2 separate regions of the Homo sapiens genome follow, and region 1 is linked to region 2. Evidence: chromatin loops called from intact Hi-C (ENCODE). Cell type or tissue: HepG2. All regions are shown on one strand. Each heading gives the region's core, and the rest is flanking DNA. Links, peaks and the distances in the headings are about the cores only.

Evidence for each region. Peaks named below come from ENCODE experiments on the same cell type or tissue, not always from the same donor. Only the 100,000 strongest peaks of a DNase experiment are listed, where the experiment ranks them.
Region 1: it touches region 2 in a loop (3-fold over the local background); 6 of 110 quality-filtered maps call a loop at or near these places.

Annotation. Positions count from the first base shown.
Region 1 is chr18:13,533,136-13,549,016 of GRCh38, reverse strand. All of the region lies in intron 4 of LDLRAD4 (low density lipoprotein receptor class A domain containing 4), which reads right to left. Among named protein-coding and RNA genes, the nearest start is that of MIR4526, 70 kb to the left of the region's middle. RefSeq lists enhancers at 23-972, 6,084-6,605, 6,606-7,129. In HepG2, for the core only: no CTCF peak of the experiment used is centred there; DNase peaks (open chromatin) are centred at 4,496, 6,766 and 7,296; H3K4me3 peaks cover 1,506 bases.
Region 2 is chr18:13,466,066-13,481,946 of GRCh38, reverse strand. The region is part of intron 4 of LDLRAD4 (low density lipoprotein receptor class A domain containing 4); the gene reads right to left. It overlaps LDLRAD4-AS3 (LDLRAD4 antisense RNA 3), which reads left to right and starts at 10,929. Exons shown (of 2, transcript XR_007066301.1): 1 at 10,929-11,153; 2 at 11,649-11,920. RefSeq lists enhancers at 6,922-7,421, 7,422-7,923. In HepG2, for the core only: no CTCF peak of the experiment used is centred there; DNase peaks (open chromatin) are centred at 6,716, 9,656 and 10,616; H3K4me3 peaks cover 1,293 bases.

The DNA of each region.
Region 1 (15,881 bases), core at 3,087-11,086, 69 kb before region 2:
TGCTTTTGGGGAGCTGAATATTCAAGAAGTTGCTTTAGGACTCATGAAATAATTAATAGATTCCCCATCTTGAGATGGTAAAATGAAAAAAGTATTCCTTGCATTATCCCATCTCATATTTATTAGGTACAAATGATGGCAGCAATGGCCTGTCTAGAATGGCCGCTGCCATGATGCTGGCTGCAGCAGGGGAGGCATGGGTGGGGCCGTGTGCTCCCTGGAGCAGGCAGGAGCCAGGAACAGGTGGGAGCCCTAACCCTTTCCAAGTTGGTGGGGCAGGAGCCCCACTCTCCCAGGCATAGCTGCAGCCCCCCAGCCACAGCTGTGGACATGGGCATCCCTGCACCCCTGGACTCTTGGAGGCCCAGAAACCACCCCGTGCCCCAGCAGGCTTGGAAGTGCCTGCTCCCACTGCCTGGCCTCTCCCCACTCCCAGCACCCACTCCAATTTTGAAGCAAACTTGTGGCTGAGCCCAGGCACTATTACGACCTGACCAGGTGTGCACATACTTGGAGTGGCACTGACATCCCAGCCCCTTGCCCTTGGCCCCTTCTGGACTTTGGGTGCCAACAAGCAGGGGAAGGAGGCCAAGGGGGTGCTGAAAGTGGCTCAGCCTGGGCTTGCAGGCACCCCTTGGCACCAACAGCCTGGGCGCCATGAATGCCATGAACAGCAGCAGGAGGCAGACAGGCTCCTGGGTGGAAAGGGGCAGGTCCCTGGTGACTAACCCCACCTTCTGGCCAGAGTGAGAACTTACGGTGCTTTTTCCAGGCCTGCCAATGGCTGCCTATGGACCAATCAGCATCTACTTCCTCCCTTCTGAAGCCCATAAAACCCCCCAGACTCAGCCAGACTCAGGCAGATGACAAGATGACCTGCCTGCAGAGAGGAGCCACCCACTCTGGGTCTCCTCTCTGCTGAGAGCTGCATTTGTCAGAATGACCTGCCTGTGGATAGGAGCTACCCACCTCGGGACTCATGAGAACTATACTGTCACTCAATAAAGCACCTCTTTGACTTGCTCACCCTCCAGTTGTCTGGGTACCTCGTTCTTCTGGATGCAGGACAAGAACTCAGGACCTACTGAATGGTGGGACTGAAAGAGCTGTAACACAAACAGGCCTGAAACACACCCTCCTGCTTGCCATGTTGTGGGTGACAAGAAGGAGAGAAGAGAGAATGAGAGAAAAGCTGCAGCCCTTTGGGGAGCCCAGACATAGGAGGAGCTCCCTGAGCCAGGGCTGTGACACCCTCTTTGGGGCTCTGCACTTCCTAGCATTTCCAAACTTCTGGGCACCACCATCTTCCCCGGTGTCCACAGTGGAAGCCGCTTGTGGTATGCCTGGTCCAGCCACAGCAAGGAGCTGCCCACCCCATTGCAGACAGCATGCCTGGCCATGTACAGTGGCCACACTCCACGCTCACTCACTCATGCACCCCTCGCCACTCTGCACCTGGCTCGCCCTTGACAGGTGTGGGATCTGGGCCAGGACTGAAAGCCAAGTGCAGCCTGCCAGGTCGAGTGGGCAGAACGAGCCCAGTGGGCCTGAGCAAAACTCAGTCAAAGGTGCCACCGGCTACAAGGTTTCCAGCGGGTGAAGCAACACCCTAAGGATCCTGTGACACTGATACAGCAGACGCACAAAGTTAGACACTGGTGGATCATCTAACAAGTTTAAGACATTGTTTTTACTCTCAAGTAGCTTGTGCAGAAAGTTAATTTTTCAAATAGTTTTAGCTTTCAAAGAAGCCCAGAATCTGTGACTGTAACTTTAAAATCACTGGACCCTAATGGATGCTACTCGAGTAAATGACGAAGTGGTACATTTTCTTCCTTCCTACCTCAAAGGATGACTTAATGGAAATAAAGTCAGTAACAGAAAGCAGGTTAACAAAGGAAGACAGATGCACAATTCTCACTGGCACAAGAGCTCTACTTGTCAACATCGGGGCCCACTGCAATCTTATCTAGCATCAATAAATTTCAAGATGGCAAAAATTACAACAGCTGCGCAGTGTCACCTCACCAGCCAAAATGTCAAATGTTCTCATCTCAAGTGTTGTAAATGAAAAAGAAGGGGACTCCTCTGTCAAGGGAGATCAGTGAAACCCCCTCTCCAAGCCAACTGGCTTTCTGTGTGGCTATTTCATAACCTAACAGAGACACTGCCTTTCTGTGCCGCTTCATCATCTGGCAAGCCCCTCACTGATGTCAGCGACAGAATCCTCAGAGATCACCGCTTTCTCTAAGCTGAGAAAGTGGGGATGGCGGATGGGGGAACCACGTGCCCGACAGCATCAGGCCTAATGAGCTTGCATGAAGTTCCCTGCACACACGGACTACTTTTGTGCCAGGGTACTGAGTAATTCCACCAGTGTTATTCAGTGACATCACATGGCAGTAGTGTGTGGTATTTAAAAAAAAAACCACCCAGGCTGGGTAACATAGCAAGACCCTGTCTCTACAAAAAATGCAAAAATTAGCCAGGCATGGTGGTGCACACCTGTAGTCCCAGGTACTCAGGAGGCTGAGGCAGGAGAATCGCTTGAGCCTGGGAATTTGAGGCTGCTATGAGCTATGATTGCACCACTGCACTCCAGCCTGGGCAACAGGGCAAGACTCTGTCAGGCAAGCAAGAGGGGAGGGGGGAGGGGAGGCCATCTTCAATCTTTTATTGTTGAGCCACTTCAGTTAGACAAATTACTCCCGAGCAGCAGTTAGTGGTGGAGTTGGCCTGCTGGTTCCCCGGCAGAGCTGCTTCACTGAACTCCCCTCCCTTACCCCTTGACCTTCCACTTGATGAGTGACAGCCATTGGGTCCAGGCTGAATGCACCCATCTCTCCATCTGTGAACATAAACCCAGTCCCCTGCCTCAACTGTTGTTGACTTTTACCACCCACTCCCCACCAAGCAGGGGCTAAACCATCTGCCCTAATCCCGAACAGCCTCAGGCTCTCACTTCACAGGTAGGGAACTTAGGTCCAGAGGGGGAAGGTAATGGGCCTGTGATCCCACAGTTATGAACACTGCATCCCGACCCTATCCTTCACTGCTGCTGCTAAGAAACTCCCTCTTGGCTTAGGATTGAGGACAGCTCTGTGACTATGACTTCCCAAATGAAGCCCACTGACTCTCACCTGTTGGGTCCTTCCCAGCCTCCATCCTGCCCCATTGGCTTTCCCTGACTTTTGAGCTGTGGTTACATGTTCCACCCCTGGAAGGCTCCACCCCACTGTGACCTGTGCACAGCAGGCACTGAGTATGCTTGGTGTCATAAATTAGCTTGCTTGGCTCCATAACATCTCCTGTCTCTTTCCTGCCCCGCCAGTTTCCCACCCTCCTCAGTTCCCGCAGCTTGTTTGCAGCTAAGAAACCGCACTGCTCATGGCCGGCTGCTAGAAGAAGGTGTGTGTGTGGAAGAGTAACCAGAGCTACTGCTGGCCTCAGCACAGGACTCCATAAAGGAGAAAGCCATTAGTGGATCCCAGCAGGACAAGACAAGATGACACAGGATGATTCTCTCGCTGGTCAATGGAGGGCCATTGAATTGGTCTTAATCTGCAAACTTCATATTTGATCATTTTCATGTTTTCCCACACTTTAACTAAGGGCTCACCATACATTTTGGTGTTGCCAAAAGGATTCGTTGATATATAACTTGGACATAAAGATCAGAGTCCCCGAGGAGTCCCCTTTGCTTCCCTAGAGTTCTCCAGTTCCAGGCGTCTGCCCTGAACGTGCGCAGCTCAATGATGTGGTCAAAGAGGCTGGGGCTCGGGGAGCAAGATCAAAAACACGCAGCCCTTCAGAGTCCTGGAGCCATCTTCCCAGGTACTCCATCAGCAGCATCCCAGAGATCCCCTGCAATCAGCTGGGCCATCAAGAGGAGGCCACTAACACCACCCCACTCTCTCAGCTGAGGACCTTCTGGGGAGCACCACTGGATAAGGCTAGATTGCGTGGCCGTTAAAACTTTGGGACTGACTTCACACAGTGGATGTTTACATTCTAAGAAAGTTTAATGTATGTTTTCTCTAATAATACTTTCAATTATAAAAGTAATACTTGTTCATTTTAGAAAATTTGGAAAATAAAAGGAGCACATTAAAAAAAAAAAAAAAAAAAAAAGACAAACCATCACCTGCCATGACGTCTAACCTTCTGATGTGCTCCAGGGAGTTGGACCCTTTTTCCTGGCGGCAGCTGAAACGGTTGGACCTAGCCTCTCCTTGGTCTGTGCAAAATCACTATTATAAAGATGGCTTCTGTCTGTCCTCTGAAAGGTGACGGGTGTGTTCGGACTTTAGCTTCACTGTCAACAGGTTGCAGTTAGGTCTACCTGTAAGTTGTCCTCCATTCTAGCCTACTTAAGAGAAAACAGCACAGCTTCGCGAGAGCTCTGTCTCCCACACGAACTCCGCTTTCCCATCCACCATGCAGGCTGCCATCCACAGCAGTCACTGTACCAGGAGCCACTCAAGGTGAGCCAGTCCTGGGCCGACTGATGGGTTGATTTCACAATTTTCTGTCTCCTGAAAACACATCTTTGTACCCATCTTTGTTTTCTTTCTGGGTCTGTAACTGTATTAAGCTCAGGGCTCAATTCCTTCCAGCTTCAAATATTTTCCCTGCCCAGGAGGTGGGGAGGAAAGCACAGCGTCTGCTATTTATGGTGTCAAAGAAGGTTTGTTTATCCTATTAACATAATCAACAGTTGTGCCTCCATGGCACCCTAGACAAGTCCCTGGCCCACTGCAGCACTCTGACGGGGAAATCACACTCCAGGAAAACAGCCCGGAGGCAGAGCAGTGCCTCAGGCAATCAACACGTTTTTCACTAAAGTTTCCCAATCTCATTTCTGAAGGTATTTCTGAAAAGCAGCGTGGCTTCATAGCAGGCCCAGCGATGGAAACCACAATGCCAAGGCTGAAAGCCCAGAAGTGCGGCCTCAGCTTCACGGTGCCTCACCCTGTGTGCACACTGTGTGCATGCATGTGCACGTCCACACGTATGCACGTATGTGGGCCTGCACGTTCGGGGCAGGCCTCGTCCTGGTATCCCCGGGTACATACTCCATGCCAGAGTCTGTGCTGGTTTCCCTCACAGACATCTCTTTGGCTAATCCTCCCAGCAGCCCTGTTGGAGGTAGGGCTCAACAGGTAGCCCCGTTGGCGGTCGTTTTTCCTTATTGGAGAAACTGTGGCTCAGAAAGTTTCACTGACTTTCCCAAGGGCACAGAGGAGATAAAGGGCAGAATCTGGATCAGAGCTAGAGTCTGGCTGACTCCACAGGCCAGCCAAACCCCAAGTCACCAACAAACTCCAGGTGACTCCACCAATCTACCTCTGAGACCTAATGTAAGGCAGACAAAGAAAGTGAAGGTACAAAGATAATCTACAAATGCTTTTAATAGATGAGATGTTAATTTTAACAATAATGCAATCATGTAAATTCTCTCCAGTTGAGAAAGGTATTATTCTTCAATTCAGCTTGTTAAACCTCCTTCAGGATTCTAAAACCTTTTAGACTCTTAAATTGCAGCCTTCCATGTCCCTTGTCCTGCCTCCAGCACACTCTTCAGTAAACAAAAGTCAACAGCACCAGGGCAAAACTAAAGGAAGTGCTGGATGGTCTCAGAATTCAGGATGACAGTACCCGGGAGGCTCGCATGTGTGGGTGCATGCCGTGGCAGGAGAAGGCTGCAGATATAGGATGAAGATGATTTTAGGAACAGGAGCTCAAGACCTCTAGTTCCAGCCCCTTTTAGATCCCGTGGTTGTCCCAGGCCCTAAAGGGCACAAAAAGCTGACTGCTCATTTGTGGGCTTGTTATCCACACCAGATGGCTTTCAGGGGTGGATTTAGATTTAATTGGCCGGACTGAATCAGAAGAACCATGTTAAAGAAATCCTTAGGAAACTTACATGGGTGATCCCTAAATTACCTTCCGAAGAGCCATGCATGCGTCCTCTGGCTGCTCCAGGTGTAAAAAATGCCTGTAAAAAGATGGGACTATGGGCCATATTTACCACGTTTATCCAGAGAGTTGATTCTCCTTAATACCAGGAAACTAGGCAACAGCTGGAAAGGAAAATATCAGAAGGACTTGGAGGGGACACAAGCAGGCAAGGTACCTCTGTCCCTCGGTGCTGCTCACACACGAGTGGCCCCTTCTCTTTGTAAATACAGACACCCAGCAGATCTGTGCTCGAAACAGCCCTCCATGGAAGGGGAGCAAACTACAGGAAAGGGTTTATTTAAAAACACCAAGGACCCAAAAGAAAAACCAGAATGAAGTAAGTGCAGAGGAAAGTGTTCTGAGTGTGTGGAGCACCCACCTCCGCCCGCCCCGCCTCCTTATCTTCTCCCTGGATTCCTGAGGGCTGCCTGGAAGAGGATGAATGTCCACACCTCCCTGGAGGAGCCCACGGTAGGGGACGGGAGGCTGACACATAGAGAGGGCGACACAGTGCACCCAGGACTGTGACAGAAATCCATGCAAAGTGCTGAGGAGAAGCCAGCAGGTTCTGCCTGGAAGGTCGGGGATGGCTTACCAGGGAGGGGACAATCATGAGTCCTAGGCAGGAAAGGTCCTCTGGAGAGAGGAAATGGCACACGCGCAAGCACGGAGGCATGAGGGGCCAGGGTCCTGGAGGACACTGGGCCGGGACAGATCAGACTCCAGGCAAGGAGGGAGATGGCGCCAGACTGTGATCATAAGCTTCACGATGATGCAACAGCCAAATATTTACTGTCTCACAGTGGAGATTAAACAGCCTCTCCATAAAACACACCGGCTTGTTCTCTGCATTGACAGAACTTTTTAAACCATGAACTGATTCCCCAACATAAACTACACAACAGCCAGCTTTATGAAGAGAGCTGCATTGCTGTTATATAAGTAGAACTTGAGTAGAGAGTGACCTTTTTCCTTTTTTAGAATCAGGGTCTTACTCTGTTGCCAGGGCTGGAGTGCGGTGGCATGATCACAGCTCACTGCAACCTTCAACTCCTGGGCTCAAGGGATCCTCCCACCCCAGCCTCCCCAGTAGCTGGGACCATAGACATGTACCACCACACCCCACTAATTTTTTTGGGCTATATTTGTAGAGACAACATCTCACTATGTTGTCCAGGCTGGTCTCGAACTTCTGGCCTTAAGCTATCCTCCTGGCTTTAAGCTATCCTCCTGGCTTGGTCTCCCAAAGTGCTGGGATCACAAGTGTGAGCCACCACGCCTGGCGGTCTTTTTCATATATTACTCTCAGTGTGCTAAACTCCTCACACCAGGGAAGGTCCAAAGGTCATCCACACCTTCCTGATTTAGAGAGCATTTCTGAACACTGTGATTCAGAAGGGTGTCCGGAGGCATCTCAGAGGCAGTAAGTATTTTAATTATTAGTAGAAACGTGCAGAGTGCAGAACACCAGAACCAACAGTCTTTCTATGAGAAAGACCAGTTCTAGTCTCCACATGCTCATGTCTCACAAAGGAAGCTGGGACTCCCACCACCTGAGGAGACCACTCTTCACACTGTTCTTCCAGTAATCTCGGTACACACACCCAAGTGTGCACACCCTTTTGCATATATGAGCAAATGCTTCTCACTGATTGTTTTCCACTGAACAGTATAGAGTGAATTTCCTTCTGTAATTTCTTTAACCAAGTCCCTATTGTTGGCACTGGTTAATGTCAGTCCAAGTTTTCAGTATTATAATAAGCAACTTAAAGTGGACCACGCATTTCACTGCTGCAATGAGTGTCCTTGAATAGTTATTGTTGTCATTGGTCTAAACTGCTGAGGAGATTGGTCTGCACATTTTACATTTTGTTGCGTTTTCCTCCAATGTCTTCCAAAATGGCAGCACCAATTTATACCCCGGTGAGAGTGCCTTGCGGGGTCGGGCTGGCTTTGGAGGTGTGTGTGGGCCTCTGAGGGTTGCCACAGCTCTGCAGACTCTGTCTTGGAAACTAGAATGCAGCAGCCCCCAGGGGCCTCAACACTCAAGGTTTCCACCTCCACCTCCACTCAGGGACCGCTGGCAGTGCCTGCAGGAAGGGGCAGGGCTGGCTCTGCTCAGTGCCCACATGAAGGTGCCCACAGGCTCCAAAGAACCCCAGCAAGCAGGCAAGTTGCCCAGCAAGCCCAGAAGTGAGACAGGAAGAAAAACACGGTCGAGACACCCAGAACCTTCCATCTTATAACTGTTATCAGCAGACACTGATTCTCTGGGCATTTCACACCAGATCTTGCTTCTGACACGCTGTAACTAACATGCGTGGAATTTCCCTCAAATTACCTTTCCTACTGCTCATTATAATCGGAAGCAATTTATAATGTTCCTGTGAATTGCCTTGGACAGATTATTTTCCAGCCAGCAGATGTTGAAGCAGACTAATAAATAACCACTGACGAACCCCCACGGAACTCTCTGAAAAGGCTGTAAATATATTTAACAACCCCCAGCATAAACACATCTCCAGCTCTCCACCAGGATTGAATACCTTTCAGAAACTATTATGGATGTACCTGAAGAAGAAGAAGAAAAAAAGGTTATATAGGATGCATTTGGAATGCCCATTTCTTCCAGAAAAAAAATATGAGTCCCAGCATTTCCTGTTTCCTTGGCTTGCCCTTAACAACTGCAGACATCTGCAAACATTAGTGCCCTTACAAATATTGAGTCCCTGTGTTTATTCAATGGCCATTTAATTTCAGATGCAAATGTACTCTGCCTTACAGACTAAACAAAGAATTACGGGGATCTCAATTTCTTGGCCCATATCTTTTGCTAGTTTTTTTAAAACTTGTATTTTTTAAAAAAGACAAACACAGATAAATTGGGAAGATTTGGCATGAAAACAAACCAAACAAAATATTCTGTTTTACTCAACCTCCCTGGCATCTGGCTGCGTAACTTCTGACTGTGGACTTTCCTCATTTCCCTGTTCTTGGGCCAGAAGGAGCTTTGGCATGCGGGTGACCCTGGCTCCATCGGCCCCAACCCTGGGGGTGTCAGGGCCTACAGGACTTTGCCTGTGGGCTGACAGTGGTCTTCAAGGACCCAGGTGGCCATAGCCAGCCCAAGGCATAGCAATGTGGCCCCATGTCAGGACATTTGTCTGCCAGCACCTGTTTCTCCCTTCCAGTGTTGACATTGGTTACACTTCTTTTTTATGCACTATGGGTTTCTTTTTTGAAAGAAGAATTATAATTAGACAGTGAATTCTTTACCTGTTGAATGTGCTTAACCCAGGATGCAATTGAGCAAATATGAAAATATCAATCCTTACATTAGTCCCATTAATTTCAGATGTCATGTCTTTCCTCCCACCAAGACACAGTGATCATGATACCTACTTCATTTGCTTCTCCCATTTGGGCAAATAAGAAAGCACAAATATCACAACAGTGATAAATACTAAATAGGTGCATGGAGTCAGATAGCCACCTTGAAAGAGGAGGAAAGGGGGTGGAAAATAATCTATGTTTATCCACAAAAACATAAAAGGGCTTTCTGTAGTGAAGGATACTAAGTCAAGAAGAGCTTGCATCTGTTTTTCCTATTGGCAAAAGAGAAATACTAGCTTTTTCGTGCTCTGGTTCCTCCCTTGAACAGCTCTTTTTCTATGCAAATATAACAAAAGGAAATTGAGCTACGTTTAGGGACTGAGCAATTACCTGAATAACCTCTTCCTTCAGCTAGCTGGTGTTCAAACAAGCACACAGTTGCTCCCTGACGTGGGTCCTTGCGCTCACACAGTCACATGCTCCCCACCCATTTCCTGGACCCCATGTCTCCCCAGAGGTCTCGAAATAAAGCATTGCAGGGAAGGCATAAAGATGATTTCCTAACAAGCTTTTATCACTCAAACAAGCCTATAAAAGCAATCACTCTACTCTGAGAAAAAGAGTACTTGGCAGAAACTACTTCTCTGTTTTTTCTTTGTAACGAGGGGAGGGGAATTAAAGCCAAAATCAAAAGTTACACCAAAGGAAACTGAATTTCTCATTAAGAGCCAAGGAGGTACAAAAACACTAACCCTAATTTCCCTCCTAGGGACAAATAAGAGAAAGATTACTCATCATTTCTTCAAAGACATCATTAAGCAGATAAACTCTAGAGCCATAAGCCCTAACCAGAGCCTGACTTCCCTGAGGAAGGCTTATTCCCAGTAAGAGTCATAAGGCCAGGCACAGTGGCTCATGCCTGTCATCCCAGCACTTTGGGAGGCCAAGGTGGGCAGATCACTTGAGGTCAGGAGTTCGAGACCAACTCAGTCAACGTGGTGAAACCCTGTCTGTACTCCAGAATACAAAAATTATCTTGGAATACTGGCATACACCTGTAGTCCCAGCTAATGGGGAGGCTGAGGTGGGAGAATCGCTTGAACCCAGGAGGCGGAAGTTGCAGTGAGCTGAGATTGTGCCACTGCACTCCAGCCTGGGCAAGACTGAGACCTTGTCTCAAAAAAAAAAAAAATCATAGACATCAAAATTTTAAATGAGACTCTTCACATCCAAGAAATATGTGAATGGAAAGCTGCATTTTTTTCTCTCATTTATACTCTACTATCCCATTCTTTAAAATGGGTGAAAAAAATATGGGGTAACCTGGAAAATATTTTGAATTGAATCACAGTAAAAATAAAACAATTAAAAATTTGTGAGATACAGCTAAATTGGTGCTTACAGGAATGTCTACACCTTCAAGTGCTTGTGTTATAAAAGAAGACATAAAATCAATTCTCTAAATTCTCACCTTAAGAAATCAGAAAAAGAAAAACAAACTCCAAAGTAAGTAAATGGAAAGAGATAATAAAGATAAGAACACAATTCAATAAAAAGTAGAAAAGTAATAGAGAAAAATGAATGAAGAGAAAAGCTGGGTATTTGACAAGATCAACAAATCTGATAAGTTCTCTAGCTAGACTGGCAAGAAGAAAACAGGGAAGACATAAATTACCAAGATCAAGAACAAAAGAGGAAATACCACTACAGATCCTACAAATATTAAAAGGCTAATAAACAATATTATAAATAATTTTGTGCCAATAGATTTAACAAGTTAGATGAAAATGGACAAATTTCTTGAAAGATATAAATTATGATAATGAATATAAGAAAGAACAGAAAAACTGAAGAGCCCCGTATCAGTTAAATAATCTAAATAATAATTAAATATCTCCCTTTTTCTCTTTCTTTCTCACACACACACATACACACACACACAAATTCCAGGCCCAGGTGGTTTCTCTGATGAATCCTATTAAATACAGTTATGTGCCTCATAACAATGTATTGGTCAATGATGGACCACATTTATAATGGTGGTTGGAGCAGCAGGCTATACTGTACGGCAGGGGTCCCCAACCTCTGGGCTGCAGACGAGTACCGGTTCATGGACTGTTAGGAACTGGGCCGCACAGCAGGAGGTGAGCGGTGGGTGAGGGAGCATTATCTCCTGAGCTCTGCCTCCTGTCAGATCAGCAGCAGCATTAGATTCTCACAGGTGTGTGAGCCCCATTATGAACTGTGCAGGTGAGGGATCTAGGTTGCATGCTCCTTATGAGAATCTAACTAATGCCTGATGACGATTATCTGAGGTAGAACAGTTTCATCCTGAAACTATCCTCCTGCACACCCTCAGTCCATGGAAAAACTTGTCTTCCATGAAACCGGTCCCTGGTGTCAAAAAGGTTGGGGACTGCTGCCATATACCCTAGGTGTGCAGTCAGCTATACCATCTAGGTTTATGTAAGTACACCTACCCCCTTCTGTAAGCAATGCATGACTGTATTTAAAAAGGAAATAATACCACCTTATGCAAATTATTTCAGAAAATAGAGGAAACAGGACAATTTCTCTATTCATTTTATGAACCAATACTACTCTGATACCAAACCAGATAAACATATCATAAGAAAGAGAAGACAACAGACCAATATCTCTAATGAAGCCAGATGCAAAAGTCCTTAGCAAAATTTTAGCAAACAGAATCTAACAATATATAAAAGGAATAATACATCATGGCCAAATGGGATTTATCCCAAACATGTAAGGTTGGTTTAATATCTGAAAACTTAATCAATACAATTTATTATAATTACAGAATATTTGAAAAAAACATATAATCATTTCAATAGATGCAGAAAAAGTATTTGACAAATTTCAACATTTACTTATTGTAAAAACTACCAGCAAAGTAGGAACAGAAGGAGACTTCCTCAATCTGATTAAAAGTACCTACAAAAAACATACAGCTCATATTACTACTCAGTCATAAAAAGCTCTTGCTTTTTATCTTACATGAGGAACAGAGTAAGCATGTCCTATTTTTTTAAATGCTTTTATTCAAGTTTGTACTGAAGGTTCTGAACAGTGCAGTAAAGTAAAAAAAAAAAGACATTAAAGGCATACAGGCTGGGAAAAAAAGATGTAAAACAGCGTCTCTGTTCAAAAGATATGACTTTATGCCAAGAAAAGTCTAGAGAATACACAAACGAGCTACTAGAACAAATAAAGGAGTTTAGCAAAGTCACAGAATACAGGGTTTATGTACACAAATCAACTGTATTTCTTTAAACCAGCAGTGACTTAAAATGAAAATTTTAAAATACTTTCATTTACAAGAGCATAAACAATTCTTAGGAATAAATTTAATGAAAGGTGTGTATGGCCTGTACACTGAAAATTATAAAAGGAAAATCAAAGACCTTAGTGTATGGAGAGATATACCATGTTAATGAATTGCGAGATTCACTATTATTAAGATGGAAATTCTTCCTAAATTAATCTTTCAATTCAGTGCAGCTGCAATTAAAATCCTAGCATACTTCTTCGAATAGGTGACAAACTAAATTGAAAATTTCTATGTAAAGGAAAAGACCTAAAGCCAAAATAGTCTTGAAAAGGGATAAGGTTGGAGAACTTAACCTGATTCAAGAGTTCCTATTAATCTACAGTAATCAAGAGACAATGATATTGGTATACAGATAGACCTACAGATCAATGGAACAGAATAGAGACTCCAAAAAGACACTCAATGTTATACGGTCCTTTATTGTTTAATGAAGGTACTAGGGTAATTCAATGGGGGAAAAGATGGCCTTTTCACCAAATGGAGCTGAAACAATTGTATCTTTATTTCAAAAAGTGAACTTGACTCTTAACTCATACCATATCCACAAATTAACTTGATAGGATCATAGAACTAAACATAAAAGCTGAAACTGTTAAACTTATAGAAGAAAACATGGGAGAAAATCTTTGTGACATTAGGTTGGGCAAAGATTTCTTAAACAGGACATGAAATCCACAATTTATATAAGAAAAATTATGAAATGGACCTCATACAAATAAAAAGCTCTTCATCTTTGAAAACAGCTAAGAAAAACAAAAAACAAACCACAGACTAGGAGAAAATATTTGCGGAAAATATATATCTAACAAAAAGTTTGTATTCAAAACATATATAGTTTTCTTACAAATCAATAGACAACCCAATAAAAAATGTGCAAAAGATTTAAAACAACATATCACAAAAGTAAAGACACAGATAAGCAAGAGGGACATAAAGAGATGCTCAACATCACTAGTCATGAGGGAAATGCATATTCAAACAACAGTAAGATGCACTACACAACCACCAGAATGACTAAAGGTAAAAGGACTGATAATATCAAGTGTTGATGAGAATGTGGCTCAATCAGAACCCCCATTCATTGCTGGCTGGAATACAAAATGTTAAAGCCACTTTGAAAACCAGTATAGCGTTACCCATTAAATTAAACACATATAACCCGGCCAGTCAACTCTCAGGTATTTAACAAAGAAAAATGAAAATATATGCCCACACAAAGACTTCTATGTGAATATTCACAGAAATATTATTTCTAATAGCCCCAAACTGGAAACAATGAACAGTTCCGTCAATGGATGAGTGGATGAACAGAGTAGGGTACATCCACACCATAGAACACTACTCAGCAGTACAACAGAATGAACCATGGAAACACACCATTATATGGATGAGTCTCAAAAACATAACCCTAAATGAAAGAAGCAAAACTGCAAGGATGACATAATGCATGTTTCTACTGTACTATATTCCAGAAGAGAAAAAAGTAGAGTGACAGCAGGTCCGAGGTGGCCTGGAGCCTGGGGTCGGGACTGGGGACTGGGTATCAAGGAACATGAGCCAACTTTTCAGGGAGATAAGACTGTTCTGTGACTGTGGTGTAGATTATGCAACTGTATGTCGTTACCAAAATTCATCGAACTCTTCACCAAAAGTGAGTAACTTTCACAGTATGTGAATTCTACCTCAGCAAAGCATACAAAAAGATGTCCCACAATAGATAGCAAATATCAAACATGAGTATAAGAAAGTACAGGGCACACCAGACAAATGCAGCCTCTCTCTCTTCTATGTGTTTATTTTGACTTTCTTTTTTTTTTTCTTTTTAGCAACAGGGTCTCTTCAAGAAAGATTATAAAGCCTTTTCGTCCTCTTTCTTAAAGCTTTCCTGTTGCAAGGTATGTTCCTTCAAACTGCAAAGGAATTTAAGAAAAACAACTCATTCAGTTAGGTTAAAAATGTAAATTAACATTCGTGTTTATGGGGGAAACACAGGGTGATTTAACAACAGGTCCCATTAAAAGTTTAGCCAGTTTTCTGAAAATAACATTTGACACATGCAGAGCATCTCCAAGAAGGCCAAATACCAAACGTACTCAGGCTGTGCAGTGAGCTCATTAGCCTTTAATTTAAAAAGTGTTGATATATTCATATGCAGGCCACATTAAAGAAAAAAAGTGAGAGTTACAGGGAAGTGCAGATAGGCACTGCCTTGAACCAATCGCCTATGAAACCTAAACAAGGTGGCAAAGTACAAAACCACCAGGAGTTTTTGTGGCAGAAGTGAGAAGGATATGGCTGGTTCCAACAATTCATAGGAAGCATCAGAAGGCAGGCAGCGTGGAGTGCCAGAAGACACACCTGGAGATTATTCCTGGGGGCTTAATGGGAAGGCAAGAGCTTCACGACCCTCTCAAGTTAAAATGCAATCTTAAAACTGCATTTTACATTGATGCATTTCATGGCATCATTCTATTTCACCTTTTGTCAAGTAGGAGAGCTGGGCAAGTCTCCCCGGTCCTTTACTGTTCAGTGAAAGGCACATCAGAGTCAAGAGAGAAACTTAAAAGTCCCTTTAATTCCCAGAGCAGAACCTTATTCACCTATTGAAGTAAGCCATTAAACTCAATTCAAAAATACCCATCTCATCCCTCCTTCTAACTATATACATAATGTGATATGTTTTAAAAGGCCTAAATGTAATTCAGATACATGGACTACTGCTTCATGGTAAGATTCAGTACATAATCACTTCCAAAACATCCATGGTAATGGGCAACTGGAGTACCGTTTGTAAGTACAATTTATATTTAAATCAAATCCACATGTTTAAACCAAATTCTTGCCAGGCACACTGAAAAATGTTACGGTTAATGCAAAGAATATGAAAAAAATTGGGATCATAAGCTAAGTGTAAATGCTTAATTCTATTTTGACTTTCTTCAAAATTAAGCCCTTTCTCCTTAAAATGCTCTAGTCCAAAGATCTGCTCATTGCAATGTTATTTTCTTTATCTTCCCTTTCTGGTTCTTCAAAGTGGTCATGAGGAGTTAAAAAGTAAATGTTTGACAGTAGTTGGGGACCAGAAATACATCAAAGTGACTGGGGTTTCAAGATGAAAAATCCATTGCAGCAACAAAAACATCTCTTTGTGGAGATACACAAGTTTATTCAGACAGAAGCCCTGTGACTTGAGCCCATCACTAGATGGTTGCTGTGAGGGGCAGGGACCTTGTCT
Region 2 (15,881 bases), core at 5,279-13,278:
CCGCCCTCTGCCCTCCTGCCCTGTGAGCCTTCTGCCTTCCCCCTCCTGCCCAGCAAACTCCACTCACCTCTCACGCTCTGTCATTTCCTCCAGGAGATCTTTTCTAAGTTGAAGCCTTCTGTCCAAGACACTCCCATAATGATGAATCTAACCATCCTCCCTTCCTAGAGGGGCTCATGGAGAACAGAACATGGCTGCCCTGCCTGGATCCCTTCAGAGCCTCAGGCCCAGCTCAGGACCCTGCCTAAGAGCAGGCACTTGATAAACGCCTGTTGAATGAATGAATACATGAGCCATGGTGTCCAGCGAGAGAACACTGCTGCCCCAGAAGAGGTGCGTGCGGTGGGGAGGGGGTGGAGACTGGGGGACAGGAACAGTGACAACAGGGGCCCAGTCTTGGGTGGTGGTCACAGCTCGAGGGCCACCAGAAGTCTTCCCAGCAGACGGGGCCATGCACAACCGTGTCACAGCACATGCCTCAGAAATCATGTTGCTGACAGCAGTCAGCGTCAAGCCACAGTCAGCGTCTACACGTGCCCCCGCTTCTCAGGCTTTGAACCTGAATCACCCCTTCTGTCCAGAGGAAGCCATCCACAAAGTTGGAGCATCAAGGTGAGAGCTGAGGCACAGGAGAGGGAAGTGTCTGCCTCAAGACTCTGTCCTCTTCCAGACACGTGTCCTGTCCCCGCTTCCCCAGCTAGGCAACCTCTCAAAGCAGGGTGTTCACTCTCAACAGGGCAGAAGAATTTGCCCATCTTCTGATAGGGCAGAAGATGACGGGAGGACAGCCACACATGTTCCAAACTGCTCTCAGCTTCCAGGTCAGGCTCAGCCATTGTGCAGCCCACACTGGCGTGTCTGTCTGTCTGGCATGCATGTCTGCCCCACCCCATGTCCGTCCCTAGGACATGTGCATCCACAGCTCCCACACCAGAGTTCCCAGGAAGACAACGATCAGGCCAGAATGCTGGACTTTTGCTTAGGTCAATGTTATATGTTTCTTAGATGCTGACACACTAGTCAAGGCTCTGGCTGACACGGCTGACAGCCAGGACGTGGGTTTTCACTGGGAGTCATGGGTGTCTGTGAGGCTGGATGACCTTCCACTTCCTACTCCAGGTCACTTATTTCTAACATTTGTCATCATGACCCAAATCTAACTTTAAAAGCATTCTTCCACTTAATGAAGCTCCAGTCAGAATTTATGACTTAATTTTTAGAGAAGTTTTAGGTTCACAGCAAAATTGGAGAGGAACATGCAGAGATTTCTCACGTGCTCTCTGCCTCCCACCCCCAACACACGCACAGCCTCCCACATGATCACATCCCACACAGAGTGGCGCATCATTACGCTTGATGGACGGACACCACCACTCCTTCATCACCCAGAGTCTGTGGCCTTCGTTAGGGTTCACTCTTGTACATTCTCACAGGTCTGGACAAATGTATTTTGCCATGGATCTACTGCTACAGTACCATACAGAATAGGCTCACGGCCCTAAAAATCCTTTGTGCTCCTCCTAATCGTCCCTCCCTCCCCGCTACCCTGGCAATGATCTTCTTACTATCTCTACAGTTTTGCCTATTCCAGAATGTCACACAGTTGGACTCACACTGTACGTAGCTTTCAGACTGGCTTCTTTCACTTAGTCACAGGTATTTAAGTTTCCTCCATGTCTTTTCATAGCTTGAAAAGAAAAAGCACATTTCTTTTTAGTGCTGAATATACTTCATTGTCTGGATGTACCACAGTTTAGTTATCCATTCTCCTACTGAAGGACATCTGGGTTGCTTCCAAGATTTAGCCATGATGAATAAAGCTGCTATAAACTTCCATGTGAAGGTTTCTGTGTGGACATAATGTTTCAATTCCTCTGTGTAAATACCGAGGAGCACAATTGTTGGATCATATGGTAAGATTATGCTGAGTTTTGAAAGACACCGTCAAACTGTTTCCAATGTGGCTGCCCCCCGCCATAGATGAGAGTTCCGGTGGCTCCACATCCTCCCCAGCACTTGGTGTTGTCAGTATTCTGGATTGGGGCCATTCTAAGAGGTATACAGTGGGATCTCATTATTTAATTTGCATTTCCCTGATAACATATGGTGTGGAGCATCTTTTCATATGCTTATTTTCCATCTGCATATTTTCTTTGGTGAGGTGTCTATTAAAATTTTTGGCCAATTTTTTAATCAGGTTTTTTTCTTTTTTCTTACTGTTGAGTTTTAAGAGTTCTTCGTATAGTTTGGTCCATTATCAGATTGTCTCTGTAAATATTTTCCTCTAGTCTGTGGCTTTTCTTTTCTTTTCTTTTCTTTCTTTTTTTAGATGGAGTCTCACTCTGTTGCCCAGGCTGGAGTGCCATGGTGCGATCTCAGCTTGCTGCAGCCTCCGCCTCCCGGGTTCAAGCGATTCTCCTGCCTCAGCCTCCCAAGTAGCTGGGATTACAGGCACCCACCACCATGTCCAGCTAATTTTTGTATTTTTAGTAGAGATGGGGTTATGCCATGTTGGCCAGGCTGGTCTCCAACCCCTGACAACAGGTGATTCGCCTGTCTTGGCCTCCCAAAGTGCTGGGATTACAGATGTCGGCCACTGCACCCAGCCCTCTTTTCAATGACTTAAAAGTGTCTTTCACAGGGCAGAAATGTTTAATTTTAATGAAGTGCAGCTTCTCAATTATTTTTTTCATGCCCCATGCCTTTTGTATTATATCTAAAACATCACCATCAAACCTGAGGTCATCTAGATTTTCTCCTATGTTATCTTCTAGGAGTTTTAAGTTTTATGTCTCATATTTAAGCCTGTGATCTATTTTGAATTAATTTTTGTGAAAAGTGTAAGGTCTATGTTTAGATTCAATTTTTTGTGTGTGCATGTGGAGAGCCAGCTGTTTCAGTACCATTTGTTGAAAAGATAATCTTGCCTCCACCGTATTACCTTTACTTCTTTGTCAAGATTCATAGGCCATATTTTTATGTGGATCTGCTTCTGGGCTGTCTGCTCTGTCAACTGATCCATCTGTCTGTTCTTTTGCCAACCTATCTTGATGCCTGTAGCTTTATGGTAAGTCTTTAAGGCAGGCAGCGTCATTTCTCCTCCTTTGCTCTTGCCCTTCAGTACTGTGTTGGCTACTCCAGGCAGTCTCCCTTTCCATATAAACTTTAGAATCAGTTTTTCCGTATCCAAAAAACAACTCACTGGGATTTTTATGAGGAGTGCATTGAATCCATTTATGAATTTGGGAAGAACCGGCATCTTGACTATATTAAGTCTTCCTATCCATGAACTTGGAATATTTCTCCATTGACTTCTTTGACTTCTTTAATCAGTTTTGTCGTTTTCCTCATATAAATCTCATGCATATTTTGTTAGATTTACCTAAGTATTTAATTTCTTGCATGCTATTATAAATGGTTTTGTGCTTTAAATTTCAAATTCCACTTGTTTATTGTTGATATATAGGAAAAAAGCAATGTGAAGCCAAGCAAGGATTTTAGGCAAAGAACAGACACAGCTGAATTTTGTTTTCAAACTAGAACCCAGTTGATGTTCAGAATGGATTAAAGGAGAATAGGTGCTTGGGACAACGGGAAAATACCAACTGTTAATCCTGACCTTCTAGGGCAGCACACCAACACTTGGATGTGTATATTCATCACCTGGCGATTCCGTTACAGTAGAAGATATGCTACAGCAGGCCTGGGTGGAATCCAAGAGTCAGCATGTCCAACAAGCCCCAGGTGATGCCAATGCTGCAGGCTCTCAGACAACCCCGAGTCAAGAGGGTCTGGGGGAAAGCAGATGGGGCTCTGAGCTCAGGCAGAGACCGTGAGGAGGGGAGGATGGACTATGTTCCAGAGAAAATACACTGTCTTGCCACTCTTGTCTTTCTCCCTCACTGTATCAGAAGTAGGTCCGAAGCAGGAAGGAGGGGGACGAAGGAGTCAGTGGGAGCAGATGAGTAAAAAGCACCTGCCTTTGGTATCCTTCGTTGATCTGAGATGCATTATCCGAGCCCGGGACCACGGAAAAGCCGCCAGTTTCCCCTAACCAGTGAGATGTGCCTGCTGGATTTTTCCTGCAGCTCTGGCCCTTGACTACATCGACTTGAGGGATGCCCTTGACTGCCTGTCAGCAGGGCCTGCATCAGACGCCTCTTCTGCACCCCCTTTCTCCTTCCAAAATGCGAACATGGCTCATCAAAAGGAGCGAGAGGTGCGGGGTCACTTAAGCACTTAGATATCCCCTGGGCTCACTTCTTTGCTCTCCAAACTGTAGTTTTCTCAGCTATGAAAAGAGGGGCTTGGTCTAGAAAACACCTCTAATTGCCTTTCCATAATCCCATGACCTGAGCTCTCCCCTCAGCCTTTGAAAGCCTCCTCTTTGTTTCCAAAGATCAACATCCAAGCCATGCTGCCTGCACAGAGTCAGGTTTTCTCCGCTTGGGCTTCTGCCAGTACTGAAGAGAAATGCATGACAAGTATCCCGCCTGATAGAGGCAGGTGGGAGGGCTCTTCTAGAAGCATTCTGCTACTGTTTCTCATGGGTCATGGAGGCAGCTGGGTGGCCACAGAGGACCTGCTGCTGGATGCTTTCTCGGGTGAGCGTGCATTTCCCACCTCATGGACCTCCTTCCTTGTTCTTCTGACCATGGTTCCATCAACAAACGCCCATGCCCAGGAAGGTCGGGGCCCCAGCTTTTTTTAGGCCAAGGAGCAGAAGTCTAACACCACAGCTGTCTTGCTAGAAGATAAAGTGAGGCCTAAAAGAAGGACCCCTCTGGGGAAAATTAGGGCCCAATCCTCCTGGTATTCCTTGTTTCATTCTTTACCACAGAAAAATTCCACCAAAATTACTAATATTCATTACCATGAGTTCAGTCTCCTACAAAGCCTAGTCCATTGTGAGGTCAAATTCAAACATGTTTGTATAAACGGATCTTAGTGAGTTTTCTTGAGACATCAAAAAGGATAAGAAAAATATAATTAGAGAACTTTTTCAGATAAAAGGCATAGTCCATTCCAATTTAAATATTATCCATGTCACTCCATTCCTTTGTCCAAAAATATAAGCTGAAGCAAATATCTGCTGGAGACCACATCTAGGGGCAGGAACAGTCCTCACCAGGCACCAAGCAGGTCCCACAGTGAGTGAAGTGGGCTGTGAGCAAACAACATCATGGGCCTCAAGATCCTGCAGAGGCTCTTGGCCTCTGTGTGGAGGAGACAGAGAGGGCCTAGGGACAGGGGACACGTGGCCCACCTGCTACTGCATCTTCCCATTTTTTGCAAGAAATATGACTGGATTTTTTTTTTTTTTGAGACAGGTTCTTGCTCTGTTGCCCAGGCTGGAGTACAGTGGTGTAATCATAGCTCACTGCCGCCTAGATCTCCTGGGCTCAAGGGATCCTCCCACCTCAGCCTCCTGAGCAGCTGGAACTACAGGTGCACACCACCATGCCAGGCTAATTCTTAACTTTTTTTAGAGGTGGGGTCTTGCTACATTGCCCAGGCTGGTCTCAAACTCCTGGACTCAAGCGATCCTCCTGCCTCAGCCTCCCAAAGTGCTGGGATTACAGATGTGGGCCACCGGCCCAGGCTGGGTTTTCAACATGAAGTCTCCTAATTCAGTCTTAATGTTGGCAATTTACTTCTAATTTTTAAACACTGAGGACTTCATTTTTAAAACAGTGAGGTGTACACACCAAGTTAAACATGCGTCTGGACCAGATGTGACCCCTGAACGTGACTTTGCCACCTCTCACCCACAAAGCAGAGCCCCTTCCATAAGGAAGCCACAGGCACTTAAGGCATCCATGTGCCAACATACCGAGTTTTAAATCTGTTACAGATTTACAGACCCTTCAGTCTGGTCCCCCCGGATTAATCCAAACTATATCTCAGATTCCCCTGACAAACACCCCATTCTAATGAGGCTGACCTCCCGTTCCCCTGACAAACACCCTGTTCCAATGAGGCCGATCTCCTGGGCACCTGTGATCAGACCATTTCCATTTCCTCCTCCATCCCTTTGCTCAAATTCTTTCGTTCCTCTGCAATGTCCTTTCTTCTTCCTTAGAGTCAGAAGCACAGTCATACCCCACCTTTCTACACCATTGTCCTTGACTCCTTTGATGACTGTGTCTTTTATTATTTGCACCACACAGTTTAGCATGGAGTCATGCACGGCTGCTTATTGTGAGCTAGCTGTTTCATATGTACTCCTGATGAGGCTGTGAATTCTGGAGGGAAGAGGCCAGGTCTTGTTGGCTGTTCACAAGATTTCTTGTGTTTTAGGGTAATGGGAGTCCGTGTGCACCATAAGCTACAAAGACACCCAGGACATTGGCCACAAAACACACTGCATTAATTGATACAAAACAGAACAGCCAGGCAGGGCCCAGTGGCTCATGCCGGTAATCCCAGCACTTTAGGAGGCTGAGGCAGGAGGACTGCTTAAGACCAGCCTGGCCAACACAGCAAGAACCTGTCTTTACAAAAAAAAAAAAAAAAAAATCAGCGGGGTGTGGTGGCGAGCACCAGAGTCCCAGCTACTCTGGAGGCTGAGCCACAAGGATTCCTGGAGCCTAGGAGATCAAAGCTGCAGTGAACCAGCCTTGAGCTCCTGGGCTCCAGGGATCCTGTTGTCTCCGGGCCACAGAGTGAGACATCTCTTAAAACAAAACAAAAAACAGAGCCACCACTGTGAATCTGGCATTCCTCATACTGGGAGAAAGAATTGTTTAACCTAAGTGAAAAAGATCTAGTGAGGAAAGTGCCAAGCACAGACTGAAAACAGCAAACTTAACGTTTGCACCCTTGAGGCTCCTGTCTGCTCCACTTCCCTCTGGAGTCACGTCAACACTGGATGTGACTAAGGCTTCTTTGGGTGCTTCCCAGCAATCAAGAGGAGCCACCCCAGACCCAGGGCAAGCACCCTCAGGCCCCAAACTGTGGCTCCTGGGAGCCCATGGCATTTGTCTATGACCCATAAACCATCTTAACCCCAGATAAGCAGGACTCAGCTCATGCTAAACCATGAGGAATCCTCCACCAACCCCAGCACCTGTAGCCCCTGGGCCGCACATTTCCTGGGTCAGCCTGAGTCCTCTCTAACTGCCACCCAAAAATCCCGAGTCAGACATAGCCATCCTAACCTCGGGAGACAAAGACCTTTTGTTGTTTGTTGTTGTTGTCTTTGAGACAAGGTGCCAGGTAGGTGTGGGGTAGAATCAACTCTACTTCTGGAGTCTCCAGACACTCTCATGATCTGCACCTGTGGCCCCTCTCCCTCTGGCCAGGCACTGGCTTCACTTCCATCCCAGTTCCTCTGCTCCCCTGCAGACCATCCTCTGGGTCCAGGAGGAAGGGAGCAAGACCCACCTGGCCCCGAAGTCCTCACTGGGGTATCAGGACTGCTGCACTGGCCACACCATCACTTTCTGTCCTGCATGGAGGGAGCAATGGCTTGGATCTGCACCCAGTGGGCTGGAAGCCGCTTCCCAATGTTGCTTCCATTTGAATCTGACACGTGTCTAACTCCTGAGGTTGGGATGGATATGTCTGACTCAGGGTTTTTGCAGGCTGACCTAGGAAATGTGCAGCCCAAGGGCTGCAGGGGCTGGGCTGGTTGAGGATTCCTCACGGCTTAGCGGCTGTATTAGTCTGTTCTTACACTGCTATCAAAAATACCTGAAACTGGGTAATTTATATTAAAAAAGAGGTTTAACTGGCTCACAGTTCTGCAGGGGCCTGTACAGGAAGCATAGTGGCTTCTGCCTCTGGGGAAGCCTCAGGAAGCTTCCAATCATGGCGAAGGCAAAGGGGGAGCAAGCACATCTTAATGGCTAATGCAGGAGAGAAAGAGCACGAGGCGGGTTCTGCACACTTTCAAACAACCGAACCTCATGAGAACTCACTACCACGACAACAGCACCAAACAGATGGTGCTAAGTCATTCACAAGAAACCACCCCCATGGTCCAACCACCTCCTACCAGACTCCACTTTCAATGCTGAGGATTACAATTCAGCAACAGATCTGGTGGGACACAGAGCCAAACCACATCAGCAAGAGCATGGGTCCTATTTGTCTGGGGTTAAGGTGGTTCCTGGATCAGAGACAAATGCCACAGGCTCTCAGGAACTTCACTTTGGGGCCTGAGGTTGCGTCTCTCAAAAAGAAAGTGTTTGAATTTGGATCTGGTGTATAAGCCCCGCCCCTGTATAATATGTATATTATAAATATATATAAAATGTAAACGTTATATATATATATATATATATATATATATATATATATATATATGAGATGGGATCTTACTGTGCTGCCCAGACTGGAGTGTAGTGACACGATCATAGCTCACTGCAGCCTCCAACTGGGCTCAAGCAAGCCTCCCACCTCAGCCTCCTGAGTAGCTGGGACTACTGCAGATGCATCACTACACCCAGCTAATTTTTACTTTTTGTAGAGACTCAAACTCCTGGCCTTAAGCTATCATCCTGCCTCAGCTTCCCAAAGTGCTGGGATTACAGGCATGAGCCACAGTGCCCAGCCCCCACTAGGTTTTTGAATCTGTCTGGCTGTGATATGATTTTCATGCAGAAACACCTAGACTATGGGATAAATGCCTACAATAAACAACTAGAGAAGCTGGAGATGGGATGAAGAATCCAGGCCACGTGCTCTTTCTTACCCTTGTGGGATTTTTGCCTGGGCAAGAAGAAGACACATTTTTAATGTCTCTGTTTTGAAATGAACATAACTCACCTGATGTATGATCTTTAGGTTATAATTAGGTTTGCTTTTTCTGTGAACTATATTCTGCCTTCAAATGCTTCAATCCATCTGATGTGCTGGCAGGCGGGGGCGGGGGGTTCTCAGTGTATTCCCATAAAGTATTTTCATTTCAGTTGAGAAGATTAATTAATGTTGACTTCTACAAACAAATGCTGTTCAGAGAATGATAATGACATACTGAGATGATGAGTAAAGAATTAACACTATCTTCTAACGTTTGCAAAAGACAGACATAAACACTACCACAAAATGTTCTCTACACATTACTCAAGAAAAAGAGGTACGTGTTTGCTCAGATGTGCTCGCTGTTAACTATGAAACCTGTCCCTTTCTACCCAGTGAAAACAAACAAGGAGTATGTTTGTGAAGCAAGATTATTCATGAGAATAGAACATTCTGCAGTGTATTAACCAGGGACCTCTGTGATGTGTAAATGAAATCATTTTATTGCACTTGACCTTAAACTGTCTCTCCGTAACCTTTCTGCCAACATTAAGGCCAAGTAGGTGCAAATTAAGGTAAGAAGACAGAGTGGATGGGAGTGGGTGGGTGAACAGGACAGAGGAGGCCGCCAGGTGGATTTCTCATTGGCGGAGAGGACGCCCAAACCCTCAGACCTGGCACCCAGCCTGGACAGGGTCGGGATCCTGCAGGCTCCACGGAGCAGCCCCTTTGTTTGTATTCTAATGTGTTTTGCAGCACAGAACAGAAGCTGCACTGTTATGCTGGAGCATTTCATGAACCTCAAGTCTTTTATCTGAAATCAAAGCTTAAATGACTTCTTTTATCTGCTGGCTCGTGGGCCAGCCCCGTCCAGTGGCTGAATGAAAAGGAGGAAGGCCAGTGCTGTCCCATTTGCAGGCTTCAATGAGCTCGACAGCCCTGGGATCTCAGAGAGCAGAGAGCTGATCTGGTTGCAGGGACTTCAAAGACAACAGGCGCAGGAGCCCACACTGCCTCAGACTGGCCATGGCCAAGCCCCGGCTGGATGGCACAATGCGAGGCCTTCCCTGACGGCCAGGCCCGTCCACCCTCGGTCTGGGGAGGGGGTTGGCTGGGAGGTGGGCAGCGTCTTCCAGTGGTGAAGATGAAGTCACCCAAACGAAACCCTTCTGCCTACAATTAAGAGTGCAGTTTCTCTGCACAGAAGGTGGAAATCGTGTTTTTATGACCAGAGCTTCCTTCTTCCCATGACTTCCCCTTATAAGATTGTGTCTTCTCTGGGAACAATTAGATATTAATTATGCGGTAAATGCTTTTTATAGTGCCAAAGATTCTATATATGCCTGAAAGAAAATAAAATAAAACAAACAACACTGTTCTTCAAGAAAAATGGAGTCTCACCGGTGAGCAATTCTTATGAAACAGGAGAATTTGGCTTGGCAGAAGCCACGGGGCCATCCCAGGTACCACTGTGAGCTGCTCCATCCTGCCTCCGGCACCTCCTCTTCACCCGGCACCTCCTTGTGCCATCCCGAGGCCGTCATCCCTCCACCCTCCCCAGCTCCACGGAGCCCTCCAGTGCTCCAGGCCACTGACTCTCCGAGTGGGTCCCTGAACCAGCAGCATCAGCATTACTCTCTGCAAACTTGTCAGAAATGCAAATTCTCAGAACACCCCAGACCTTCTGAATCTCAGGACAGTGACCGGATGTACAAGAGTTGGAGAACCAGTGCCTGGGCCTTTTCTTCCCCTCTTCTCTCCATTACGAAAGAAAAACAATGCTACATCCCTTCCAGTGGGGAGCCCATGCGCACTGTGACACGCTGTGCTGTGTGCATTCCACCGCCACTTCTGCTCAGTGTCCCGACACAGCAGACAGTGAGAGCAGCAGGACAGGGCAAAGGTACAGCCAGTGCTCACGCTGCTGTGATCTACACACAGCCTCAGCCAGACCCAGCGCATGGGTCTAACTCTCAGGTATCTATTCAGACATGGTCTCACGGAGGGCCAGGCAGCCTTGGGGCCCAATCACAAGCCAGTTAGAAAGGCCACGGAGTACAACAATCACTGGTTAATGATGTCATAACACTTTGAGTGCTGCCTACTAATTATGACATCATTAACAATCTCCAGCACTTTGCAAAGAGATCCCCAAGTTTGCTCTTTCACCCACAGTAAAGACACTCCCACACTTTGTCTACAAACGAGCTTCTTTTCACCAGGGCAGCCTGGGCGTGGAGAGGTGAATGCAGCTGCAGTGGCCGGTGGAGAGGGAGAGGGCGGTTACCAGGGCCACAAAGACCCCTGCTAGGCATTGCGTCCTAACAGGGGTCTTTGTGGGCACTCTGCTTGCCCAAGACACTGGGGAGAAGTGGAAGTTGAGAGCAGGGCAGCGCATGGGGAGTGAGGTCAGTGCTGTGTGTGGCTGAGGAGGGTGGCTGGGATCTGGGGAAGCAGAACTGACCCCAGCAGACACCCTTGCACCCTCATCCAGGCCCATACCAGAGCAGGAAGGCGGGAGTGCCATGACCAGAGGGTCAGCGATCCACTTCCCGCAACACATCCCAGCATGTGCCTCTGACTGACAGTGACTGACTCACTAACTCAATCAACAAACATGCCTAGAGCTCATACTAGATGCCAGACAGGGGCAGGGTGACTTCCTACACATCTCACAGGGCTCAGGGCTCCAGGACATTGGCTATTTTGCTGTGGCAGACATGAATTACGTGCCACAAGGATGGTGGCCAAGTGCTGGGTTGGTGAGGTGCCGGCGGAAGGATGAGAATCCACATCTCAACCTGACAGTATGATTTTCTAACCATCCTTATACACACTTCCAAAGTGCTGAAAACTTTATTTCCTCATGAAACACAACCATTCATGAGAGATTAAACTTGCAGGTGAGAAAATACGCAGGAAACACTTATTTCTCTATGAAAATATGAGTCTGAAGAAAGTCAAGAGACTCTACAAACATTTCTGCAGCCCTCTATTGGAGATTTGCAAAGGTCTGCATGTGCACCCCTTTGGATGTCAAGGGCTTACTGAATACCATTTCCACACGGTCTATCGCTATGTCAAAGGGCAACTGCTCCACCATCATTTCTGATCCACAGACCTGTTAGATGTTAGTCTGGAGAAGGAGAAATAAAACTCAATGTTGTTAATTGCACTCCAAATAGTCCCACGATTTTTTCTAACTTTTTATTGTAGTAAAATATATATAACAAATGTTGCCACTTTAATCATTATTAGATTTATTTTTAGAGATGGAGTCTCACTATGTTGCCCAGGCCAGCCTCCAAATCCCTGGCTCAAAGAATCCTCCCTCTTCAGCCTCCCAGTAACTGAGACACAATTCAGTGGTGTTACTAACATTTGCACTGTTGTGCAACTGTCACCACCATCCATTTCCAAATCTCTTCCCTGAACACAAAACTCTGTAACCATCAAGCAGTAAAGTCTCAATTCTTCCCTCCTCCAAGCTCCTGGTAACCTCTAATCCACTTCCTGTCTCTCTGACCTTGTGTATGCTAGATATTTCATATAAGCAGTATCATATATTTGTCATATCTTATATTTTAGTCACTGGCTTATTCCACTTAGCATAATGTTTTCCAAGGTTCATCCAAACTTCATTCCTTTTTATGGCTGAGTAATATTTCATCACGTGTATATACCACATTTTTTATCTCTTCATCAGTTGATAGACTTGTAAGTTATTTCCACTCTCTGGCCATTGTGAATAATGCTGTAATGAACAGTGGGTACAAATATCTGTTCCGGTCCTTGTTTTCAATTATTTTGGTTGTACACCTGGGAGTGGAATTGTTGCATCATATGGTAATTGTATGTTTAACTTGTAGAGAAACCATCAAACTGTTTTCCATAGTAGCTGCATCGTTGTAAACTCCTATCAGTAATAAAAAGGGGTTCCAATTTCTCCACATCTTTGCCAATGCTTGTTATTTTCTGATTTTTAAAATCATAACCCCTCTGGTAGGTGTGAAGTGGTATCTCATTGTGGTTTTGATTTTCCTTTCTCAAATAACTAAGAATACTTGGTATGTTTTCATTTGTTTATTGGTCATTGCATATCTTCTTTGGATAAATGTCTATTTAAGCCCTTTGCCCATTTTTGTGTTTGGTTATTTGTCCTTTTGTTGTTGAGTCTTTTAGTAGTTCTTTTTTTATTATTATTATACTTTAAGTTTTAGGGTACATGTGCACAATGTGCAGGTTAGTTACATATGTATACACGTGCCATGTTGGTGTGCTGCACCCATTAACTCGTCATTTAACATTAGGTATATCTCCTAATGCTATCCCTCCCCCCTCCCCCCACCCCACAACAGGCCCCGGTGTGTGATGTTCCCCTTCCTGTGTCCATGTCTTCTCATTATTCAATTCCCACCTATGAGTGAGAACATGCAGTGTTTGGTTTTTTGTCCTTGCAATAGTTTGCTGAGAATGATGGTTTCCAGCTTCATCCATGTCCCTACAAAGGACATGAACTCATCATTTTTTATGGCTGTATAGTATTCCATGGTGTATATGTGCCACATTTTCTTAATCCAGTCTATCGTTGTTGGACATTTGGGTTGGTTCTAAGTCTTTGCTATTGTGAATAGTGCCGCAATAAACATACATGTGCATGTGTCTTTATAGCAGCATGATTTATATTCCTTTGGGTATACACCCAGTAATGGGATTGCTGGGTCAAATGGTATTTCTAGTTCTAGATCCTTGAGGAATCGCCACACTGACTTCCACAATGGTTGAACTAGTTTACAGTCCCACCAACAGTGTAAAAGTGTTCCTATTTCTCCACATCCTCTCCAGCACCTGTTGTTTCCTGACTTTTTAATGATCGCCATTCTGACTGGTGTGGGATGGTATCTCATTGGGGTTTTGATTTGCAGTCCTTTATATATTCTGAATAATAAGCCTTCATCAGATAAATGACTTGCAAATATTTTCTCCCATTTTGTAGGATGTCTTTTTACTCTCTTAATAATGTCTTTGGATGCACACAAGTCTTTCATTTTGATAAAGTCAAATTTATCTGTTTTTTTTTCTTTTGTTGTTCATACTTTGGGTGTTATAGCTAAGAATCCACTGCCATATCCAACATCATGAAAACTTACCCCTATGTTTTCTCCTACGAATTTTATGCTCTTGGCTCTTAAATGTAAGTCGTTGATACATTTCAAGCTAATTTTTGTACCTGATATGAGATAGGGTCCAACTCCCTTCTTTTGATGCAGGAACCCAGTTGCCCCAGCATCATTTGTTGAAAAGACTATTCTTTCCCATTAAATGGACTTGGAGCCCTTATCAAAAATCATCCAATCATCCAGCCATAGCTGTGTGGATGTCCGGACTCTCAGTTCTCTTCATAGGTCTATGCATCTATCCTGAAGTCCACGCCACACCGTGTTGATTACAGTACTTTTGTAAATTTTGAAACTGGGAAGTGTGAGTCCTCTGACTTTGTTCTTTCTCAAGAGTGTGTTGGCTGTAAGGTGTGCCTTGAAATTCTATATGAATCTTAAGATCAGCTTTTGCAAAAGTGAAAGGCTGTTAGAATTTTGATAGGGATTGTATTGCATCTGTAGATGGCTTTAGGTAGTATTTATGTGTTAGCTATACTAAGTCTTCTTACCCATGAATATGGAACGTCTTTCCATTTAATTAGGTATTCTTTAATTTCTTTCAGCAATATTTTGTATTGTTTTCAGTGTACAAATCTTTCTTCCTGGGTTAAATTTACTTCTAGGTATTTTATTCTTTTAGAGCTAATTTAAATGAAATGACTTTGTTAATTTCCTTTTCAGATTGTTCATGGCACATGTATAGAAACACACTTGATTTTTGCATGTTGATGTTGTTCCCAGCAATTCTGCTGAATTCATCTATTTGTTCTAGTAGCTTTCTTGTGGCATCTCGGAGATACTCTATACATAAGATCATGTCATTTTTGAACAGGGATAGTTTTCATTCTTTTCTTTGCAATTGGATGCCTTTTATTTCTTTTTCTTGTCTAGTTGCTCTGGCTAGAACCTGGAGTACAATGTTGAACAGCATTGGTAAAAGTGGGTATCCTCTCTTGTTCCTTGTCTTAGGGTTTAAAGCTTTCACCACTGAGTATGGTATTAGTAGGTTTTTCATAAATACCCTGCTATAGACTGAATGTTTGTGCCCCACTACAACTCACATGTTGAAACCTAATTACCAATGTGAGGATATTAGGAAGTGGAGCCTTCAGGAGGTGATTAGGTCATGAGGGCGGAGCCCTCATAAATGGGATTAGTGTCCTTATAAAAGAGATCCCAGAGAGCTGGCTGGCCCCTTCCACCATGTGAAGATATAACAAGAATGTTCCATCTATGAACCAGGAAACAGGCCCCCACCAGACACAGAATCTGGTGGTGCCCCGATCTCAGACTTCCGACCTCCAGAACAATGAGAAATAAACCTCTGTTGTTTACAGGCCACCTCGTATATGGTATTTTGTTAGAGGCACCCAGCTGGACGAGGACATGCCTTTTATCTTGTTGAAGAAGTTCCTTCTATTTCTAGGTTTTTGTGTGTTTTTATAATCAAAGAAGGTTAAGAGTTTGTCAAATGCCTTTTCTGTGTCTATTGAGAAGATCTCATTTTTTTTCTTTCATTCTATAAATGTGGTATATTATATTGTTTGATTTTCCTTTTTTTTTTTTTTTTGGTGAAACAAGGTCTCACTCTGTGACCCAGGCTGGAGTGCACTGGCATGATCACAGCTCACTGCAGCCTCAACCTCTTAGGCTCAGGTGATCCTCCCACCTCAGCCTCCCAAGTAGCTGGGACCAAAGGGACCCGCCACCACCCCCAGCTAATTTTGTATTTTTTGTAGAAACAGGCTTTTGCCATGTTGCCCAGGTTAGTCTTGAACTCCTGGGTTCAAATGATCTGCCCACCTCAGCCTCCCAAAGTGCTGGGATTACAGGCCTGAGCCACCGTGCCCAGGCCTGATTTTCTTATGTTGAACAATTCCATTATCCCTGAAAGAGACAACTAATTGCAAACTATGTGTTACTATATGAAAATTATGCTCGGAGCACCATTTTAAAGATTACTTCATTATTTCATTC